Regions from separate parts of the Homo sapiens genome. Here region 1 is linked to region 2. Evidence: chromatin loops called from intact Hi-C (ENCODE). Cell type or tissue: adrenal gland. All regions are shown on one strand. Each heading gives the region's core, and the rest is flanking DNA. Links, peaks and the distances in the headings are about the cores only. Region 1 overlaps CABIN1 (calcineurin binding protein 1). Region 2 overlaps GSTT2B (glutathione S-transferase theta 2B).

Region 1 (2,906 bases), core at 168-2,667, 220 kb after region 2:
ATTTTTAGTGGAGACAGGGTTTCCCCATGTTGGCCAAGCTGGTCTTGAACTCCTGACCTCAGGTGATCCGCCTGCCTCAGCCTCCCAAAGTGCTGGGATTACAGGAATGAGCCACCAAGCCTGGCCTGTTTGTTTTCCTCACTCTGTTGCCCAGGCTGGAGTGCAGCAGTGCGATCATGGCTCACTGCAGCTTCAACCTCCCTGGGCTCAGGTGATCCTCCTACCTCAGCCTCCCAAGTAGCTGAGACTACAAGCATGGGCCACTACGCCTGGGTAATTTTTGTATTTTTTGTAGAGATGGGGTTTCACCATGTTGCCCAAGCTGGTCTTAAACTCCTGGGCTCAGGAGATCCACTCGCCTCAGCCTCCCAAAGTGCTGGGATTACAGGTGTGAACCACCATACCCCGCCTGAGGATGGTGACGTCAAGGTGTGGGGGTGATGGGAGCCCAGTGCCGTAATCAGTTGGTCAGTGTTGGTAGCTGACTTACTCCCACGAAGACCCAGCTCCTGTCCCTCTGCCTGGGGCTGTCTTGCCTTGTACCAGTCCCATGCTCTCGTCTTGTAGTTTTTGAGGGTCAGGAATTTACAGTGGCTTTGTGGGGTAAAGTTGGCTCAGGGTCTCCCACGTGGTTGCAGTCAAGCTATCATCAGTGCATCTGAGCTCCCTTGGGGTGTTGGCAGCCTCAGGTCCTCACTGGTTATTGGCCAGAGGCCTCAGCTCCTCCTGTGGGCCTTTCTATAAACAGCTGAGTGTCCCCGGATCATGGTGACTGGTTCTCCCCAGAGCCATTGACCCCACCGAGAGAACACAGAGGAAGCCATGGTGTCTTTTATAACCTAATCTCAGCAGCAACTGAGATCTCTGTAGGCCACACACACCTCCCTGGGGTGTGGGAAGGCCTGGTGGATGCCAGGGCCAGGGGTAGCGGAGTAGGGGGCTAGAGACTGCCTGCTTTCCCTCTGCCTGCCTGTCCCACCATCAAGCAGGCCAAAGCTGTAATTCATGTCCTTCTCTCCTCTGTTAGATCTAAGAAAGAGGATCTGTTTCCTAGCATACCTTCTTCAGCCTGGAGAGTTGATCCTTTTCTATTCCCATTCCCAAAACCAAATTAAATGGCCTTTTGCCAGGATGGAACTGTTGAATGACACTGGGGGCAGGGGGCGAGGGGGTGGAGGCTTGAGACAAGGCCTCAGCCAGCCTGGGGCAGGAGCCTCAGGCAGAGCAGCTGGATGGGGATGGCCATGGCCGCTGAGGCCTCTGCCTAGCCCAGCAGTCGCCTGCTGGCCCCAGCTTTGTACCGGGAGCTGTCACTCCTGCTGACCAAGGAGGGGAGCTGGCTCCCCCTGCTGGAGAGGATGGAGGGCCTCCTGGCAGAGGAGCGGGATGGGGAGGCGGTGGGGTGGCTGGAAAGGCAGTGGTTGATGACCAGTGTGGTGGGAGAGTCCAGACCTGAGTGAGAAGGTGGGGAGCAGCAAGGGAAGTGAGGGCCTGGAGGCCTGGGAACCGGGGACCGATGCTGAGTAGTCACCTGGCCAGCAGCCACAGGCACAGCATTTGCCCCTCAGGCCCATCCCGGCCTTGGCCCAACTGAGCCCAATTCCTGGCCCCTGCCTCAGGCCAGGGAAGGTGTGGCTGGCTGGGCAGGAGCCATAGTGCCAGCGTCTACTTTGGTCTTAGTTGGGTTGTTTGGATTTTGGTCCTGACCTCGTTTCTGAATGCTGCTTATGTGAGCTGGAGGGAGAGTGGACACTGCCCCCCCATCCCCTCTCACTGCCTTGTGATGGGATCTTAAGAGAGGCTGGGCCTCGAAGACTCAGGTGTGGCCCCACTGGGTCAGGTGTATAGCCCTCTCGGGAGGCGGAGGAGCCCTCTGGGGGTGGGGAGCCAGCCCCTACCAGTGTCCTCTTGGGTGGTGAGTGGTTTCTTGGCAGCACCAACCTGGACTGCCTCAGCCAGGACCCCAGCATTGGCCACACTCCCCTGCCCAGTGTCCCAGGGCACAACCTGGGCCCATAGGACCTGACACAGATGCGTTGGAGCCTGCGGGGTGGATGAGTCTATTACCTGCAGTGAGCCCATGTCCCCACAGAGGGAGAAGAGCTGGCGAGAGTGGCAGAGGGCACCAGCTTCCCGCCTCAGGAGCCACGGCACAGTCCGCAGGTGAAGATGGCCCCCACAAGTTCCCCGGCAGAGCCACACTGCTGGCCGGCAGAGGCTGCCCTGGGCACAGGCGCTGAGCCCACCTGCAGCCAGGGTAAGGCGAGTTGGGAGCAGCCCAGCACCAGCCCCCAGGAGGCTGCCTCACAGCTGGCAGCCAGGGTGGGTTTCCCGGCCTGGCCTTGAAGGGCAGGGCCTGGGGATGCCCCATGGAATGAGATGGGGAGGAAATGGGGGTAGTGCAGGCTGGACAGGGGAGCCAAGGGAGAGGCCCAGGCTGAAGAGTTTAATGCGTGGCCCATTGTGTCAGGGGCTGGGTAGAGAGGGACCCCAGAGGCTTATTCCACCCCTGGCATCACGGAGGGGTACTAGCGAGGGCAGGCGGCCTGCTTGGGCCCACTGCAGAACCCAGGCTGAGCCCAGAGTGGGGAAAGAGGAGTAGGCATGGACAGGGCGGAGCATGGGCCTGGTGACAGACACTTGAGGGACATCAGCAGCAGGCAGAAGGGTGGACAGGTTGGGCTGGGCCAAGCAGGCGTCCCCGTCGACAGCCACGTCAGATTCTAGCCCTGGCCTCAGTCCGGCCTGTTCCCACCAGCTGCCCCAACCAGCCAGACCCCTTGGGGACTCCTCCTGGCCTGGGCCTCCCACAGACCACTTGGGATGGCAGGACCTGGCGCCAGCCCCTGGGGGCCAGGCATGGGCTCTGTGTAAACCCCATTCCTTTTAAAGCCATGGGGCTGCAG
Region 2 (2,906 bases), core at 244-2,743:
CCTCCAGCGCTAGCCCGAGCCCTTCCCTCTGCCAAGAGCACTAAGTGCAACTCAAGATCACTTCTAGGGACCCTTCCCTGCCCCTGCTGCCAGGTGACCTGAGGATCCTGCTGGTCCCGCTTGACAATGATGCACAGCATGGTTAGTTCAGCTGAGGTCGCTCTCCCAGACTTACTGCCACCTACACAGCACTAGGACTGACTGTTTAACTTTATTCTTTATTTCGTGTACTTTATTGGAGTGTCTGTTGAAAGCAAAACCATCCAATAAGGAACAATCCCAAGGCAGCCAGCATGGATCAAGAAGGCACAGGCTGTGGCCGCCATCCCCAGTGCCTGATGGGGAGAGGGGGTGGTAATGGAAAAGGCCCAGGAAAGCAGGCCAGAGTGTCCCTCAAAATATGAGAAATCACTGGAAGAGAGAGCCAGAATGGGACCTAAGACAGAAGCCACCACCAGGCACCCTTAAGGCAGGACAGTTGCAATGGTTACTTGGAATACTTCCGGCTAGGAGTGGTGTTGCGGGAAGTCAGGGACCCCAAACAGAGGGACCGGCTGAAGCCATGACAGAAAAACGTGGATTGTGAAGATTTTATGGACATTTATTAGTTCCCCAAATTAATACTTTTATAATTTCTTATACCTGTCTTTACTGCAATCTCTAAACATAAATTGTAAAGATTTCATGGACACTTATCACTTCCCCAATCAATACCGTTGTGATTTCCTATGCCTGTCTTTACTTTAATCTCTTAATCCTGTCAACCAAGGAGGATGTATATGGCCTCAGGACCCTGTAATAATTGCATTAACTGCACACATTGTACAGGATGTGTGTTTGAGCAATATGAAATGTGGGCACCTTGAAAAAAGAACAGGATAACAGCAATTGTTCAGGGAATAAGAGAGATAACCTTAAACTCTGACTGCTGGTGAGCCAGGCGGAACAGAGCCACATTTCTCTTCTTTCAAAAGCAAATAGGAGAAATATCGCTGAATTCTTTTTCTCAGCATGGAACGTCCCTGAGAAAGAGAATACGCACCAGGAGGTATCAGCTTATAAACAGCACCCCTGGGCGTGGCCTGTCTCTTATGGTCGAGACTGCAGAGATGAAATATACTCCAGTCTCCCATAGCACTCCCAGGCTTATTAGGAAGAGGAAATTCCCACCTAATAAATTTTGGTGAGACCGGTTGGTCTCAAAACCCTGTCTCCTGATAAGATGTTATCAATGACAATGGTGCCCGAAACTTCATTAGCAATTTTAATTTTGCCTCGGTCCTGTGGTCCTGTGATCTTGCCCTGCCTCCACTTGCCTTGTGATATTCTATTACCCTCTTAAGTACTTGATGTCTGTCACTCACACCTGTTCGCACACTCCCTCCCCTTTTGAAAATCCCTAATAAAAACTTGCTGGTTTTTGTGGCTTGTGGGGCATCACGGATCCTACCAACGTGTGACGTCTCCCCCGGATGCCCAGCTTTACAATTTCTCTCTTTTGTACTCTCTCCCTTTATTTCTCAAGCCGGCTGACGGTTAGGAAAAATAGGAAAGAACCTACGTGATTATTGGGGCAGGTCCCCCGATAGAGTGGCACATGATGGGCACAGGGCAGGCTTGGGAAATGGGGGGCCGTAAGGCCACAAGACATGTGGGCAGGTAGCCCAGAGTGTGTCTGGAACATCCTGTTTATTGGTCGGCAGTGACATCTACTGTCACATTTGAGAACTGCATCCACAGCCACATGACCTCCTGTGAAGACCTCAGGGCAAACTGGGGAAACCTGCCCTTCTTGGAAGGTGATACTAGGGGGGATGAGCAACACCTTTCTTGGAGGTTTGAATTCTTCAGGGCCCCTCCAGCATCTTGGTCTTCCTAATTCCTCCCTTGATCCCCCAGCCCTAGGGGTGGTAGCTTCTTGCAGTGTTTACCTCCGTGTTAATCTGGATTCTCTCTGTCTTCGGAGTTCTCTAATGCCTGGTTACCAATTCTTTATATCAAGTTCTCTCCGTTAAAATCATTGTGGTGGGGTCCATCCCATGGATATACATGGAGGTCTGTGTGACAATGTATAATCTTACTATTTGCAGTTATTACAAAACTGTCCTAGAAGACATGAATGCTTGTTAAAAGAAATCTTTTAAGTTTCCTAGACTTCAAAGACCGTTGCTATGCCCTGTGAAACATCGCCTATATCCTTTAACAGTTTGCAATTCGAATTGGTTACTTACTTAACATTTTGTTGCCCTGGTGATACAATTATGTTGACTCGTTATTGTGAGGTTACTTTGTTATTAACCATGATGAGGATTACTAGCACATACTTTTACTCCATATGTATAACACAACAATGTAGTAAAACCAATAACTCTTGGTTCTCTATTCAAAGTGTTTGGAATCTTTATTCTGTTTAAAACACTGATGACATTTGCCAATTTTTGAGTGTTCTTCATGTTACTGATTTGTAGGAGCTCTTTATATATTGCAGATTTAGTCTCTTACTGGTTATGTATGCTGCACCTGAGGAGTAGCAGCACTGCCAAGGACACTGAGTGTCTTGTCTGTGCAGAGCTTCACATGAAGCTGGAGAGAAGGGACTGGGGCAAGAGGGAAAGATAAAAAGGGGCAAGTAAGTAACAGAATGAATCCTTGTTGCTAATCTCCTGGCCCCCATCCCAGACCCTTCAGGGGATCCTGGCGATTCGAAGCAGCATAGCCTGATAGGCCTCTGGTGAGGGTGTTGGGAGGGTTTTCTTGGCCGCCTGTTCCAGGATGCTCAAGATGATGCTGTGGGCCTCCTGGCATAGCTCAGCACCCAGGAAAGCCTCCACTCGTCCACGCCATGCTGCCAGTCGTGGCCGTCCCTCAAACAGTTCATAGCCGAGAGCCACCGGCTGTAGGGACAA

Evidence for each region. Peaks named below come from ENCODE experiments on the same cell type or tissue, not always from the same donor. Only the 100,000 strongest peaks of a DNase experiment are listed, where the experiment ranks them.
Region 1: it touches region 2 in a loop (4-fold over the local background); 21 of 110 quality-filtered maps call a loop at or near these places.

What each region holds. Positions count from the first base shown.
Region 1 is chr22:24,174,019-24,176,924 of GRCh38, forward strand. CABIN1 (calcineurin binding protein 1) reads left to right here. Exons shown (of 37, transcript NM_012295.4): 35 at 2,093-2,257. Among named protein-coding and RNA genes, the nearest start is that of SUSD2, 6.0 kb to the right of the region's middle. RefSeq lists an enhancer at 1,089-1,948 and a silencer at 1,316-1,375. In adrenal gland, for the core only: a CTCF peak has its summit at 1,359 (motif pointing left); a DNase peak (open chromatin) is centred at 1,393; H3K27ac peaks cover 2,253 bases.
Region 2 is chr22:23,955,039-23,957,944 of GRCh38, forward strand. GSTT2B (glutathione S-transferase theta 2B) reads right to left here. Exons shown (of 5, transcript NM_001080843.4): 5 at 2,376-2,894. The coding sequence ends at 2,685. Among named protein-coding and RNA genes, the nearest start is that of GSTT2B, 4.7 kb to the right of the region's middle. RefSeq lists enhancers at 238-845, 846-1,453, 1,454-2,061. In adrenal gland, for the core only: a CTCF peak has its summit at 1,680 (motif pointing left); a DNase peak (open chromatin) is centred at 1,603.